Regions from separate parts of the Homo sapiens genome. Here region 2 is linked to region 1. The links are chromatin loops, found by intact Hi-C in ENCODE. Cell type or tissue: mammary epithelial cell. All regions are shown on one strand. Links, peaks and the distances in the headings refer to the core of each region. The heading gives the core; the rest is flanking DNA. Region 1 has its middle 50 kb from the start of LINC00930. Region 2 overlaps SLCO3A1 (solute carrier organic anion transporter family member 3A1).

The links. Peaks named below come from ENCODE experiments on the same cell type or tissue, not always from the same donor. Only the 100,000 strongest peaks of a DNase experiment are listed, where the experiment ranks them.
Region 2: a loop joins it to region 1, with 16 times the contacts of the local background. A loop is called at or near these places in 10 of 110 quality-filtered maps.

What each region holds. Positions count from the first base shown.
Region 1 is chr15:92,517,862-92,526,195 of GRCh38, forward strand. No RefSeq gene overlaps it. Among named protein-coding and RNA genes, the nearest start is that of LINC00930, 50 kb to the right of the region's middle. RefSeq lists enhancers at 238-739, 3,698-4,290. In mammary epithelial cell, for the core only: a CTCF peak has its summit at 3,857; a DNase peak (open chromatin) is centred at 3,880.
Region 2 is chr15:92,093,065-92,101,398 of GRCh38, forward strand. It overlaps SLCO3A1 (solute carrier organic anion transporter family member 3A1), which reads left to right. Exons shown (of 10, transcript NM_013272.4): 3 at 1,817-1,915. Among named protein-coding and RNA genes, the nearest start is that of SLCO3A1, 240 kb to the left of the region's middle. In mammary epithelial cell, for the core only: a CTCF peak has its summit at 4,696 (motif pointing right); no DNase peak of the experiment used is centred there.

The sequences.
Region 1 (8,334 bases), core at 327-8,326:
GCCTGCTGAGTCTCCTCTTCCAAGCAAACATCTCCAACTCCTTCTATGGCACACACCTAGACTCCTGTTGGCTTTACTCTGGAAAGTTCCAGCTTGTCACTGTCCCTCTTAAAGTGTATTGGCAGGGGATGTATCAGCTTCAGCCATGGGAAGTGAGCACAGGCAGTTGAGAGGGTGATTTTCCATGGTGTAGCACTCAGCGAAAGGCACTGGCAAGATGTGGCCCTCAACTCAACCTTCTGAAGTGCCACTTGAAAGTCTCGTGGCACTGACAATAATTCAAAGGCACTGTCTTTTGACCATGCATTCTGATCAACCCCACCCAAGACTGGCCTTCTAATCCAGACTTAACTCTTTCTCAACCAAAATAAAACTTCTGGCTCTAGATGCTCATCTGTAGTCTGACTCCCAGAATTCTTCCAGTGCAGCTTGTAACAAGGTTCCACCTCAGGTGGTAGCGTCCCTTCTCAAGAAAAAGGAAAAGAAGCCCATTGGTAAGGATGGGACTTATGTAATGTTTGTAGTGCCAAGAAAAGGGGTGTTTTCAATCCCAGCTTGACTCCTTTCCATTCCCACCCTGGCTTCATGGGACATCAGAAAAAGGCCTCGAATGCACATTTGTGTCCAAGCCAGCCTGTAAGTCCAAGCTCCGTTCATACAAAGAACCTCTCTCCCTAAAGTGACCTCCCCTTGGCCATCCCTCTGACCTCAGAGTGCACAGCCTGACCTCTCAGGCCCTGAAAACAGGTGGGGTCCATTTGGGCAAATAATTCCTGAATCCTGACAGCCAGGTTGTGGTCTAGAAGAGAGGGTGGACGTGCTAGGTGGGCAGGGGCTCAGCTGGAGGAGGGGGATCTCCAGCACCAAGCCCAGGTCAGAGACCTGGCTCTCCTGCTGTAAGAGAGTCCTGCACAGCATGGCCTATGGCAGCTGGGCACCTGCAATGAGAATGGCTCCCGGGAGCAGTGACTCTTCGGTGGAAGGACGGGCAGAAACTTGCTCATTTTAGGCAGGAGAGAATATTATGAGCAAAGGAATGATGGTAAAAGAGAAGTGAGGGAATGTTAGGTGCTGCCAGTAATTCTGTACAAAGCACAAGGATGAATGTAACTGGTGGGGATGAGGGAAGGGGAGAGAGAGCAATGGGCAGGAGTGTGAAGGGCAAAGGCCATACCAGGCCAGAGAGGCTGGGCTTGGATTCTTGGAAAGCAATGGGGAACTACACATAATTTATGCCGGGGGAGAGTGTGATTGGATTTGTATTCTAAAGAGGCAGCACTCTGCCATCAGGGGAAGTGATGGAATAGAAAACCAATGAGAACAAAGGATAATGGCTGGGAAGATCTAGCCTGTGGAAAGTAGATGCTGTAGGGGACAGGAGGAGAAATCAGGGGTCTCAGAGCAGGCAAGAGGCAGCCTGGGGAGGACATGCCACAGAGATTATTTCAGACCTCAGTTGCATAGGAGGAAACTGCAAAGTTACTTAACCTCCCTGAGCCTCAGTTTCTCTGCTCTTTAAAATAGCATAGAAACTTACTGAGAGAATTTAAATGAGTGCTAATATGAATATAAATTGCCCAGACAGGCCTGAATCATAGGAAATGCTCAGAAAAGGAAAGCTCCCCATAGATTTTTTGGGGAGTTTGCACAGAGAGCAAATAGAATGCAGCAAAGAAAGCCTGGAAAGAAAAGTACCAGTTATTTCATAATCTTGCCAAGATCCTTTGAGCAAAAAGGGAACCAAAGAAGGAAATAGAAAAACAGGTTGGAGTGTTTTTGTTTGTTTTTGTTTTGTTTTTTTTTTTTTGGACAAGCCTTGCGGGGCACTGGGGGGGCTTCTTTGACAAGTACCCTAAAACCTGATGGCAACAAAATGGGAGCAGTTGTAATTCATTAAGAGCACACTGTTGCGAGGCTTGGGAGAACCACCCAACCTCCAGTGGCCGGCCCACCCACCCCCATCAAGAGGCACACTTTCAGGACACTGAAGTACACCACATTCTTGGAGTTTCTCCAGACTAGCTTCTGATGAAGCTGTTCCCCCAGGAATGATCACAGTGAGTCTCAGATTCCTGTGAACAAAGGAGCCAGTAACTCCCCATGACCACAACAAGTAAAACAAAGACAGCTTCAAAGATGGCACCGAGAACTGGGAACAGCAATACAGGCAGGAGTTGGAGAGGATTTCTATTGAAATCCAATGACTGAGCTAAACTATTGATCCATTTTTCTTCTAAGCCTCTACTCACAGAATGCATTCATTTAAAAATAACATTTATAAATATAGGCCAGGTGCGGTGTCTCACGCCTGTAATCCCAGCACATTGGGAGACCAAGGTGGGCAGATCACCTGAGGTCAGGAGCTTGAGACCAGCCTGGCCAACATGGTGAAACCCCATCTCTACTAAAAACACAATGATTAGCCAGATATGGTGGCGCATGCCTGTAATCCCAGCTACTCAGGAGGCTGAGGCAGGAGAATCACTTGAGCCTGGGAGGCGGAAGTTGCAGTGAGCTGAGATTGCACCACTGCACTCCAGCCTGGGCGACAGAGCCAGACTCCATCTGAAAATAAATAAATAAAATTTTTAAAAATAACTTTTATAGATACAGATGCTAGATAGTAAAATCTCATTAAATGAAAACCATTTGACCATGAATCTGTGGCCATTTAATTTGGACTAATTTAAAATTTACTTTTAACCTATGGGAACAGGGCTTCTCCACCAATTTAACCCTGTAATTAGGATGCCAAGAGATTTGGAAAACCACCTCGCACAGGTGCTTCTTCCTTGCCATTTATATCACACTTTTTCTTTTTCACTCGTGGGGTGATATTCAAAGCAAAGTTAACTTAAAGGTATAACCCTCCACTGTCACTCAATCTAGAAATAAAGTCCCTTTCTCTGTTGAGTTTAATGTCTCTTTATTTGCCATGGCAAGAATGGCAAACACATAGCACACACCCTACCCTCCATCTCACCCAAGCCCTCTGCAGGCATGACTAGCTGATCAGAGTAAGGATCCTTCTTAATCCAGTACTTCAAAAGAAGGAAGAGATTCCAAGCATTCCTTCCTCTCAGATAATAAATTTGATGTCCTCCTTCCAAGGAGAAAACATCTATTCTGTGCCCAAGGGCCTAAGAACTGAGGTTACTTACCCAGTGGAAATAGCTTATCCATTTCAGGAAGAACTGACAAAACAGGTGGTAAGATAAGGCTTCCTGTTCCCTCACTCATTTACCAAGAAGGTGGTTAATATTAGCAGAAAAATGGTTTGGCAGACTGAACACTGAATGAAGGTCTCCTTGGACACTTGGCATGTCCCTAGGCTAGAGCAGTGATATGGCTTAGCTCTGTGTCCCCACCCAAATCTCATCTGAAATTGCAATCCCCATATGTCAAGGGAGGGACCTGGTGGGAGGTGATTGGATCACGGGGGGCAGTTTCCCCCATGCTGTTATAGTGATAGTGAGTAAGTTCTCACAAGATCTGATGGTTTAAAAGTGTGGCACTTCCCCTCCACCCCTCTTTCTCTCTCCTGCCATCATGTAAGACCTGTCTTGCTTCCCCTTCACCTTTTACCATGATGATTGTAAGTTTCCTGAGGCCTCCCCAGCCACGCAGAACTGTGAGTCAAAACTCTTTTCTTTGTAAATAACCCAGGCTCAGGTAGTTCTTTATAACAGTGTGAACATGGACTAATATAATCAGTGATCTAAGAAGGGGTAGAGGAGAGCAGAGTAATACAAAATGACAAAGGGAAGTCGGGGAGAAGGATTCCCAGACTGTAACCATAATAGGTCTGTTGCCTGATATGCATGGCAAGTAAATACCATGGCAATACCATGGCCAGACACCAGGTTGCAGCAGAGAAAGAGGTTTAACCGCAGGGCCTCCGAATGAGGAGCTGTGAGTAAACCTCCAATCCATCTCCCCGTGGAGTTTGGGGTTAGGATTTTTAAGTGTTTTGGAGTGGCCGGAAGTGTGGAGATAGGTCCACGAACTGTGATTGGTTGAAGAGTACAGGATGAAGTCACGGGACAGGGAGATGAAGAAGCTCTATTCTCATGCTGATTCCACTCCTCTATGGGGTCTTCAAACTAGTTGGTGTCAGCTATTTCACTGGAATTCTGGATCTCAAAACACATCTTAAGCAATTCTTATGCAAAAGCCTTATGAATGTAAGATCAGAAATCCTATTTATCTAAAACAAGTCTTATGATTCTAGTCTCAGAAATCCTGTCTATAGGAACAACAGGGAAGCAAATGGTCAGTATCTAGTTACAAGCAAGTGGGTCAAATTGCAGCCTGATTCGAGCTTAATTATAAATATATTTCTGTCTGGAATTCTTGTTAACCCTATGAGGATAGCTTCAGGATGGTTATTCAATGAGAGCCAGCCTAGTGTAGGGGTTAAGCACATATCTCTGAGTTCAAATCCTGCCTCTGTTACACTATGTGCCCTTGGGTACATTATGTACCCTCTCTTCACCTTGGTTTCCTCATCTGTAAAATGGAAATAATAATACCTGTGTCATAGTATTGTTGTGAAAATTAAATGTGATCATCTATGAAGAGTTTCTAGCGTATACTACATACTCAAATGTTACTTTTTTTTTTTTTTTTTTTGAGATGGAGTCTCCCTCTGTTGCCCAGGCTAGAGTTCAGTGGCGTGATCTCGGCTCACTGCAAGCTCCGCCTCCCGAGTTCATGCCATTCTCCTGCCTCAGCCTCCTGAGTAGCTGGGACTACAGGCGCCTGCCGCCATGCCCGGCTAATTATTTATTTATTTATTTATTTATTTATTTTGTATTTTTTAGTAGAGACGGGGTTTCACCGTGTTAGCCAGGATGGTCTCGATCTCCTGACCTCGTGATCTGCCCGCCTCGGCCTCCCAAAGTGCTGGGATTACAGGCGTGAGCCACCGCGCCTGGCCGAATGTTACATTATTGTTGTTATAATTCCTGTTATCAGACAGGATGCTGTTGGAGTAGGTAGCACAAAATTCAGATAAAGGCATTGATGATCCTGCATTGAGTCCAGAGGTAGGATGTTCCAGGCACAGCTGGTTAAATCACAGCTATTTTTCATCATTCTGTTCTGAATCTCCAGGTCAGCAATTGTTTCCCCACCAGTAGAGCTGGCTTCACAACTCTAGATGTCATGTAGCCTCTAGCAAAGAAAGGGGAGGAGGCATTTCTAGCAAAGGAGACAGGAGGTGGCTGTTGGGGATGGAGTCAGTAGTGCATGATAACTCAGACTGGATTTATGGAGAAAAGAAAGACATATTGTGTGCACACAGACACACATACAGACTCCACTCATGTATGTTTGGCTAACAGGCCATATCTAGATGCATTCCAGACATCATGGAACATAGTAGAAAGGTCACACCAGGGGACCACCCACCTTGTACTGGGGCATTTCAAATGGTCTTATCTCTACCTAGGCCTCTCCATTGGATATCAAAGCCTTTGGCTGGGTTTAAACAGGTTAATAGGCTTTTGAGTAATTAGTGCTTTGAGGAAGCCGTAGGCTTTGATTCGTCAAATGCTGTGGCCTGTTCACTGTAAGCAGAATTTAATCTGTGAGCTACATCATGTGAAAATAAAGCTGCCTAAAACCAAATACATTCAAATTGTGATGATAGTAATGCAAGCAGGCAGGCTTTTCTTGCATGGCTTGTGAAGTGGTTCTGAAGCAGAGGAGTTCCAGAAATCTTTTAAGCAACAGTGGTTTGAAGAAGATGACATCCATTTGGAGAGATGTACTGATATATGAAATCCCCCAGTTTAGGAATAAGACCTAGGTGTAACTCCTGGCTCCCACCTTTGTGTAACCTAGGACATGTTTTTTTCACTTCCCTGAAACTCAGTTTCGTGGTCTTTAAAATGAACACGATAATACCTACTTTGGAGATTTAACAGGAGAGTAAGTTAGGTGAAAAGTTAAACTGCCTGGCCTAGTAGCTGGCACTGGGAAAGTGTTCATGTAGTGGATTCAACAGTGACCCCTGAAAGATATGTCCACTGAGAACCTGTGAATATGACCTTATTTGGAAAAAGGGTCTTTGCAGATGTAATTAAGTTGAGGATCTTGAGATGAGATTATCCTGGGTTGTCCCGATGGACCCTAAATTCAATGACAAGTGTTCTTTTAAGAGAAAGGCAAGGAAAGATGCATAAAGAAATGTTGACCTGTTTTTTCTCTACTAGTGTGGATAATTTGTTATTCTTTGAGCTCATCTGTGTTTTCCAATTTTCTACAATAAACTTGGTTTACTCGTGGAAAACACACACACACAAAAGAGGAGGCCATGTGACCCCAGAGGCAGTGAACGTTATATCCCTACTGTCTCCAGCAATAAGCACAGCACACGTTAGGCATTCATTTATTTCTTTTGTTTTTTTCTTTGTTTTGGTTTTTTAGTTGATTGGCAAAGCCAGTAACTGGTTCCAAGAACGAGTTAATATGATACTGCATGAGTCAGGACAGGCTTCCAAGCCACCTCCGTGTTTCAGTGACTTAAAATAACAAAGGACTATTTCTCACTAATGCTACCTGCCCAAGCAGGGTTGGGGATGAGGAGAGTTGGCTCCACGTCATCCTCACTCTGAGACCCAAAGGACAGGGGCTATACCTTCCCATTATTTTGGCTTCTCCCATAAGCCTGTTGGGTATGCAGAAAAGTGGGGGCTAAGGGACCCAGCATCAGCATTTAATGCTATGCCTGTCAAGTTACTTCTGCTGCATACAATGACCGGAACCACTGACATGGGAAATTCCAAGGCTCGATGAACCAGAATTAGAGGAGAGCTAGATATTGGGGAATATTAGAAATTCTACCACAGATATGGGTGCAATGGTCTCTTTGTGTCCACATTACAAACATCACAGAGAATCCAGTATGAATTGAAGAAGAATGAAATGATCACAGGCCTGGGAGCCTTCTATCTGGTTGTTACAACCTAAATGTTGGTCCTGACCCATCCAACTCCACAATGTGGCTGCTATGGATTATAAGAAAGCACTATACATTATTGTCATTTTGTTTTTCTTTTTCTAGACAACCACTCCCCCCAACCACCAAGATTCATGGGAATTCAGGCCCCAAGAGCCCATTAACCTTAGAGGCTCCACAGGGTCCAGTCTAAAGAGCCCAGATCAATGAGATCAAGCAAACAGTTTCTCAGAAGTCTATAACAAAAAGCAGACAGCTGGCAGCCAGCGTGAGACACCAAGATTTGTCTTTGTGGACGGCTGGCAGGGGCCTGGGGGAGATGTCATTTTTTAACAGGCCTCAGAATAAAATGGATTTTTTACCTGCTGAAGGAGCTACCAGTTAGCAGACATTGCTCTTCCAGGAAAACAAATACACAGCTGGGATACTCATTTTTCTTCCATTATTAAATATTGTTGGCTTGGTTTTAAAAGATTTCAAATACGGCGGCTCTTTAAAATTCCCTGCCTGCCTCCCTTTCTTCCTCCCCTTCTTGTCTCCCTGCCCTTTGATGGAGTTTCAGCGCCCACATGCATGGCAACAACCGCTATTTCATCTTAAATTTCTATAGCAGAAAATGTAGGTCACTGATCTTAGAAGTGGCCTAGTTTCCTGGCTCTAAATAGAAATCTTTCCCCAGGTTGCGGCTTTTTTCTAGGTTAATGTCTAATAAAAGTATAACCTACTTAGCCAGGCCAAACAAACTGAGTTCTGACCTCCCGTCCACCCAGCTGCTGAATGGTTTTGCAGCTTTAGGATCGTCCAAGGCCACAGCTATCCTCAAAAAGCAGCTTGAGGGCCAGAACATGCCTCTGAGGTCACAGGTGGCAGAGCCTAAGAAGGAGAATGTGGCAGCTCTCACTCCACCTGGCAAAGCAAAGGTCCCGGGGGAACTAAGATGTGTTAGTTGCTCACCCACGCTGAGCACTTCTGTACATCTTCACATTTCATTTTGTCCGGGTTAGCTCAAGGTCGTTCTCCTTCCCCCTGCCTTTCCTTCCTCCCTTCCTTCCCCCTTCTTTCCTCCCTTTCCTTCCTTCCTTCCTTGCCTTTCTTATTTCCTTCCTTCCTTTTCTTTCTTCCTCCCTCTCTTCCTCCCTCCCTTTCCTCCTGCCCTTCCTTCCTTTTTCCCTCCATCCCTCCTTCCTTCCTTCTTCCCCTTCCTTCCTTTCTTCTTTCTTTCCTTCTTTTCTTTCTTCCTTCTTTTCTTTCTTTCTTCCTTTCTTTCTTCATTCTTTCCTTCCTTCCTCCCATCCTTCCTCCCTTCCTTCCTTCCTTTCTTTCTTTCTTCCTTTCTTTCTTCATTCTTTCCTTCCTTCCTCCCTTCATTC
Region 2 (8,334 bases), core at 324-8,323, 420 kb before region 1:
TATAAGCCCCGTTCAAATGACTGCTTCAGGGTTCTGGGTTCCCGTGTGTAAATGTGTGTTAGTTCATTCTTGCCTTGCTATAAAGAAATACCTGAGGCTGGGTAATTTACAAAGAAAGGAGATTCGAGTGGCTCGGGGTTTTGCAGACAGTACCGGAAGCATGGTGTTGGCATCTGCTCCTGGTGAAGGTCTCCAGAAGCTTCCAATCATGGCAGGAGGCAAAGGGGGAGCAGGCACATTACGTGGCGAGAGCCAGAGCAAGAGGGAGAAGGGGAGGTCCCAGATTCCTTTAAACAATCAGATCTTGTGTGAACTGAGTGAGAGCACACCCATCACCAAGGGGGCGGTGCTGAGCCATTCATAAGGGGTCTGCCCCCATGATCTAATACCTCCCACTAGGCCCCACCTCCAATATTATGGATTACACTTCAACATGAGATTTGGAGGGGACAAACATGCAAACTATATTACGCGGCTTCCTTTGCCCGGTATTTAAAAACCATTTGCCTTCCTCTGTGTAGTTTAAGTTGTTTTTCCCCACCTCAAGTCAATGAATGAGTTCGGAGGAGGGAAAGCTTCAAGTCAGCGAGGCTAGGATTTTTACTGGTTGGTTCAATGCTGAATCCCCAACCCTGAGAATAGTACTTGGCACATAGAAGGAGCTCAGTAAAACTTGACTGAATGGATGAATATGTGATTGGTTCCACAATGACATCACCGAGAGAATTTAGGGTGAGTTGGTCTACGCCTATGAACAGACTAGGCTGGAGAGCTACCCTCCACTGGGCTTAGGTTCCCAGCAAGTGACATTCATCTCTCACCCTGCTCTCCAGGTGCCCGTGTGGCCTGTTAGCACCCAACCTTGGAGCTGCCTGGCCTGGAATTACCCATGCACTGACTGTCCTCATCAGATGGCCAGCTTCTAAAGGGAAGGGCCACTTTCTGGACTCTTATTTTTGCCTCCAGGGCCTGGAGAACTGTCAGTGCTCAAGAAATGTCTACCAAATTGAAATTTAAATAGATACAGCCTGTGGGTTTGAATTTGGGATCAGTACTTTTCCCAGAATGTCCTAAAATTTCTGTGTAAAATACCAGGTATTGTATCGATCAGATACTTAAGCACTGCCCAGAGCCTGCCATTTTCTCAAGTGCTACAGAATCACTTAATTCCTGAACAGCTGTTACAAGCAGCCACAACAACAGTGGAAACAGATAATGACTTCAAAACGTGGACAGAAATTGAAGAATTGAAATTAATAAATGTGTAATTAAATGTTAGATATTTACCATCGTGTGAACTTTGTTATTTGCTGAATTTCGGAGTCTTGAACGTTTTATTATATTTGAAAATAATTTGTGGCATAGATTATCCTCACTTCACAAAAAATTCTTGAGTTTGCACAGTGGGTGTCAAGGGATCTTAGCCAACCATAAATTAAATAAGTTACATAAAAGTAAGTAAATGTAAAAGCAAAATTATAAAAGCCTTTTCAAAAGTGTGGATGGCAGAAAAAATATTTAATGATAGATGCGGATGTATTTTAATATGTTTGATGTGGGGTGAAGTCCTCTAAAAGTAAGGGACACAAATTTCAAAGCAACCTACCTGAAATACTATAGAATTGTAGCATAATATACAGTGCTTTCATAGAGTTTCCAAAAATTAGAAATTCAGCCTTTCCCCTCTAGGATTTTTAGATGAATTCCTAATGTCATCTCATCTCATCAATGTAAAATAATCTCCTTGACCTTTGGTGATTTTGCTCATCGAATAGCTTCTGTTTTGTAATCTATTTTTTTCTTCATCTTCCTTCAGGAATCCTGTTCACGATGCTGGTATTTGGACCAGCCTGCGGGTTTATCCTGGGCTCTTTCTGTACCAAAATCTACGTGGATGCGGTCTTCATTGACACAAGTAAGGAATATATCTCCATGTCTACCTTCCATCCGCAAGCGTTTCCTCCCTCATAAATGCGGCTTCAGCCTGTGGGTTCTAAAACCTTCTTGCTAAGAGACAGTCTTGATGCCCCTGCCTCTGTAGCTGGGGCTCACCCGAGATTAGATGAAAGAACGTGAGTGTTGGTTCAGAGGGCCTGACTCAAGTCTGGGTTCTGCCAACATCTACCTAGAGGCTGAATAACCCCCAATAGCTGATTTTACTCCTCAAATCTGTATTTTCCTTATCTGTAAATAAAGGGTAACAATAATTACATCGGCCTGGCAGATAAGAATTTAATGAGAGTGTCTGTGTAGAAATGCTTGGCATATCCTCATTGAGTGGGGGCCCATTAACCTATATGAGGATCCTACTTTCCAAACTAAAAGTTGGAGCATGTGTTCTGGAGGTGCAAGTGTACAAACGGGGTCAATGAGACAGAATATTGGAACATCCTTTTAGAAGACACTGTTGTGGTGGCCTTTGTGAGGAAATATCCACATTCAAAACCATTTTAAGCAGAACCTGTGTTCTTAGCAGGAAGTGCAAGTGCATTTCTCAGAATACCCTGAGTTCCCCAATCCATGATTGTGGGATTGAATGGGATGCTAGATCGATGGGCTAGACTATTCTGTGGTGACAGACAGTCCCAAAACCTCAGTGATTTTATACAACTAAGGTTTATTTCTTGGTCACACTACATATGCAGTGTAGGTCAGCAGTGTCAGGGTCAGGGAGACTTGGCTCATCGTGGTGACCTGTAGATCTACTCTCAGGATCGATAAGCATTCTCAGCCCCCCAGGCCCAGGCCCACAGAAGTTCCATCCTGACCCCAGCTTGCACAGTTACCAAGACAGGAAACCAGTTTTACTCTGGCCCTTGAAACCTCTACTCAGAAATGACATACAGTGTTTCCCCTCATATTTCATTAACCAAAGCAAGTCACGTGGTGTATTGGTTTCCTGTTGCTGCATAAGAAATAACCCCAAACCTAATGACCTAAAACAGCAGACATTTCTTATCATACTGTTTTTCGTATTTTTTTCTGTGGGTCTGGAATACAGGAGCAGCTTCACTGGGCAGTTCTAGCTCAGGGTCTCTTATGAGGCTGCAGTCAAGGTGTTGCAAGGTGGCAACCTGGTCTTGGATCATCCCAAGGCTCAGCTTGGGGAGGATCCACTTCCAAGCTCACTGCCATGGGCCCACAGGAGGGGACTACCTCACCGTGACACCCCTGAAGCAAACAACCCAAGAGAAGGTGAGAGAGAGCACCTGAGGCAGGAGTCACAGTCTTTTTATAACCTAATCTCAGAAGTGACATCTCATTACTTCTGCTGTATTTCGTTTGTTAGAAGCTAGTCACTTGTTCAGGTTTACTATGGAAAGAGAAGGGATTATTACACAAGGACCAGAATACCAGGCAGCAGGGACTTTAGGGGACCGTCTGGGTCATTGCCTACCATGTGCTGTCACATCTCTACCTTGTGTCTGAAAAGGAACACTATATTTCCATGTAGTTTAGCATGCAGCAAAGCCATATTTCCTTTCTCTCTGAAAACAGAGGGTGAGAAGCCATTCCAGCCTCTGCTTCTCATGCCGATCTATCCTCAGGATCAGTAAGAATTCTCAGTCCCCAGGTTCTCAATCCATCATCTCTTGACAATGCTAAATTTACTAATTCACCCCAAAGAAATAATGTGGTTTTAAATCCAAGTCGCTTTGTGATTCACTCCATTAATCCTACTGATATATTTACTTGTAGCTAATGATGTTACAAATTTCCAAGTGGAAAAAAAAAATCAGAGGCAGCCCTATTTATTTATACTTTTAAAGTGCTGAGTCTGTTCCGAAGGTGATTGAGTGCTGGTGTTTTGCAGCCGTCGGCTGGCCCTTTGAACCCGTTTCCTAGGGAGTGTGGTAACAGGTAGGCTGGGAAGACACAGGACACATGAAGTGAGTCAGTTTCCATCTTGCTCGTATAGACAGGCCAGCTTCCACCACTGCACCCAAGGCAGCACAAGACAGGGCCAGCAGAGGGGATAGAGAGGAGGCATACTCCTGATGCAATGGGGAAGCCACCTTGAAGGGTAGCAAAGTGGCCAGATAGCATATTTTGCCCTCAGTGCTATCAGTGGTGGCCTTGAACCAAAAGCCTGCGAATGACCAGAATATCTGAGCTGGAAAGAGCCTCAGACATCATTCCTTTCCAACTCTTTCATTTTACAAATGAGGAAACCAAGTCACAGAGAGGGGAAGGGATGTCCCCAATCCAAGGAATGTATCTCTATAAAACCCCGATCTCCTGAGCCTGCCTGTGGAGATTTCACTCACCAAACTCTCTTAGGAGAATGAAACAGCACCTTTTCTCAGTGCCTGAAATGACCAGCGGGTAGACAGATGGCTGGAGGGGGCTTAGCCCATCCACTCCCAGTTCCCTCCATTTGCTGAGACTGTTCCTTCAGCCTGGAATGCTGTTCCCATCTTACTGTGTTCGGCATCTCTGTTTGCCCGTTAAGGCCCAGGGTGGAGCGGTGTGATCCATGGTTCCAGGCTCATTGGCTACTTGGTGCCTGCATGGATGTAAGGCAGGTGGGCTCCTTTCAGTCCCGTGTGGGCATCTCGCTGATGACAGGCTTCCCCACCAAGTTGATAGCGGACTTCCCTTTCTGTTTCCAAAGAATGCAAGGTGCATTGTCAGTCACGGTCTTTGTTTGCGTCCTTCCCGGAGGCACCGTGAGGCACCGTGTGGCACAGCTCTTTACCGGTAGAGGGCAGAAGAATATCATTTATCCTATTTAGGGAGTCAGCCATAGAATTCTATAGTTGCCAGCAGTTTTTATTGTTTCTAGTCTTGTGAAACTTGCCGCCTGCAGGTGGATTTGGGCTGTATTTGAGGAGGGGATTCTTAATTGCTTTAGGGCCTCCCCTATCTTTTCCTTGCTTTCCTAAAACAGTGCTCTTCTGTAGGGCTGTCCAATGTATGGGAACATTACTGTAGGCATTAATAGGCAAGGGCCACACACGTGGACACATGTTTCTGAAGTCCCCACTGAGATTGGGGTCCAGGAAAAGCAGCAGCCTAAAATTTGTGGGGAAGGAGCAAGGCAGGTCCACAGAGGGCCCTCGTTATGGGGTAGATGGAGGAGAGAAGGCGGCGTCCACCACATAGCCTGGTGCCAGCATTGAGAGGAGAATCCAGTGAGGAAGCCTGGTTGAAACTTGTGAGTAGATGCAGCTGGGGTGCCAAGGAGGGCTGGTTGTAGACATGGGCCAGTTCTGGGGTGACAGCCCCCACGGGGCACCTTGCCTGGAGGTCCCAGCTGGCTCCACTTGGACATGGGCTGCTCCCGCTGCTGCCTTTCATCCATGTTTGATCGCTACGTGGTTCCCTTTGCTCCTCAGCTCAGGGAGAATAAATCCCTCCCCTGAGAGCTGGGGGAGGAAATGATGGTGCCTCCAGAATTTCTTTTTTAGGTTCTTTGTTAACTGAAACCCAGGTGAGAACAGGACCTTGAAAAAACGGACTTAGTAGCAGAGTACATATCTAATCACTGCCTTGGCCAACCTTAACTATGTGGGTTTATTACAAAAAGATTAGTAGTAACAGCAGCCATGAATTGGTCACTTCTTAAAGCTATACATAGATTGCCTCATTGGAGCCTCAGCACATTCTCATGGGAGTGTAGATCCTACTGTTAGGTGAGGCATTATCATGCAGTGGTTAAGAATTCAAGCACTGGAATCAGACTCCATTTGAATCCTGACTACACCCCCTTATGAGTTCTGTGATCCTGGGGACATCGCACACACATCCTGAGTCTGTGTGTGGATGGCATGAGTTACTCATGCAAAGCATTTAGCACAGTGCCTGGCATATAGTAAGCACACAATAAATACTTATAATAAGAAATCCGAGAGAGGTTAACAGTTTCCACAGCTAGGGATAGAGCAGGGATTCATCCCCAGGCCTGTCTGACCTCAAAGCCCCACTCTTAACAGAACAGCTGGCTTCCCTGAAACATCTCCAGGAATTTAGCCAGAAGGCGGCTCCCTTCCATGGACAAAGGCCTTGCTGAGATGGCCTAGCCTCACCAGCACATCCATGCAGACTTGTCCTGAGGCACACACCAGCCGGCCTCGCAGAAGGCTGCATGGCGTTTGCAGCTGGAACAAGATGTGGCCATCTGTTTGCTTCACAAAAAAGGTCAACAGACTGAGAGCCTCCTGCTCTGCCATCCTGAGGGCTGGCTGCTACTGCTAGATTCCTTCATTTTGGGCTAATTAGCCCAATGGCTGCGATTCTAGATGTTCAATGCCACCCTCCAGCCTTAGTCCCTTCCTGTCTCCAGTTTCTAATTAGGTTTGTAACTTAATGATACTCTTGGAATTCTTGAGTCCCATAGCAAAAGTTTGGCAACATAGGTTAAACAAATGGGTAAATGAACTACAAAAAAAAAAAAGTCCATATGGCACAGGAAAAAGAAGTAAATGTCCCCAACTTGCTTTGATCTCCTCTTCTCACAATCTCAAGTATCCTCATGAGCGTGTGGGTGGGTTGGTTGGTTAGTTTTAAACTGGTTTAACTGTATTTCCAGTGACTTTTCATTTGATCTTGGAAATGGGTGGAAATCTCCATGAGCCTCCTAGTTCAGTTAACCTTTGACAGAGAGAGCAAACAGCTGTCAACAGCTCTCAATTCACCCAACACAAGCAAGAAATAAGAACAACCCAGAAGTCAGATACAAAGAGTGGAAGGGTTAGAAAAATTGATCTTGTAAGGCCAGGCATAGTGGCTCTCACCTGTAATCCCAGCATTTTGGGAGGCCGAGGCAGGTGGATCACCTGAGGTCAGGAGTTTGAGATCAGACCAGCCAATATGGTGAAACCCTGTCTCTACTAAAAATACAAAAAAAAATTAGCCGGGCGTGTTGGTAGGCACCTGTAATCTCAGCTACTTGGGAGGCTGACGCAGGAGAATTGCTTGAACCCAGGAGGTGGAGGTTGCAGTGAGCTGAGATCTCACCACTGCACTACAGCCTGGGCAATAGAGTGAAACTCCATCTCAAAAAAAAAAAACAAAAAACAAAAAAACGGAAAATGGATCTAGAAAAGGAGAAACACCTTCTATGCCTGTTGACACCTATGTCAAGACAAGTCCAAGCTGTGCCTGGCTTCATGACAGATATTTCATGGTACACCCAGTGTATGGCTCTTTGCTCTACTCTGCAACCCTTTTCTCCTGTCCCCTTTACCAGACTTCCCTCCGAATGAAATGGCATCTGTTCTCATCATCTGGAATGACCACGGGGTAGATTAGTGGCTTGATGAGGGAGTTGAGCCTATTTACTTAGAGTCCCCAGAATGTGCCACACCTTGACTCAGCCTGTTCCCTCAGCCTGGGATACTGTCTCTACCTCATTTTATTCAACATCTTTCTTCATCCATGTGTCTAGTTTTGTTGGCAATTGAATGCATCTAAGTAAATGAGACAGATTGGTGCTTTCAGTTTTGTTCTGGGCATCTTACTGAAAGCAGCCCTTGCCAGAAGGCTGAAACTGCAGCCATTTTTTTTAAAGTTAAGACACTAACTAGAACCAAATAGAGAAGTAAAGAGGTTTTCAAGCCTTCCTCCCTACTTTTATCTAAAACAATACTTTTGCTATGCCAAGCCTGCCTGAGACTGCTGTTCTTATAGAACGTGGATTTCTATTTCCTAAACCTTTTGTACTAGTCAGGGTAGGCTAGGTTATGTTGCGGTAACAAACAGCTCCCAACTCTCAGCAGCTTAGAATACTAAAGGGTTCTTTCTTCTTTGTGCTACATCCAGTGTAGGTCAACAGGGACATTTCATTTATTGTAGCCTGTCAGATACCATCTTAGGAGGAAAGAGGGGGTGGAGTCATGTACCAGCTCATACACACTTCCACACAGAAGTGATATATGTCCCCTTGCTCACATTTCACAGGCAGAGCTCTGTGGCTTATAGTTACACCTAACTTCACAGAGTGAGGAGGTGTCATCCTCCTTGTCCTCAGAGGAAGAGGATCCAATGCAGACACTGATAACATCTACCACACCGTCCTCTTCCAGCCACACAGAGAACTCTCCCTCAATATCCCTAGTTCTGAAACAGTGTCTGTAGAGCATTGACGGACAATTACCAACAGGTGGAGGGAGATTTTTCACCAAAACTAGCCAAAATACCTCATAAAAATTATATTTGTTAGCTGGGCACAGTGGTTCACACCTGTAATCTCAGCACTTTGGGAGGCCAACGCGGGTGGATCACCTGAGGTCAGGAGTTCAAGACCAGCCTGGCCAACATGGTGAAACCCCATCTCTACCAAAAGTACAAAAATTAGCCGGGCATGGTGGTGGGCACCTGTAATCTCAGCTA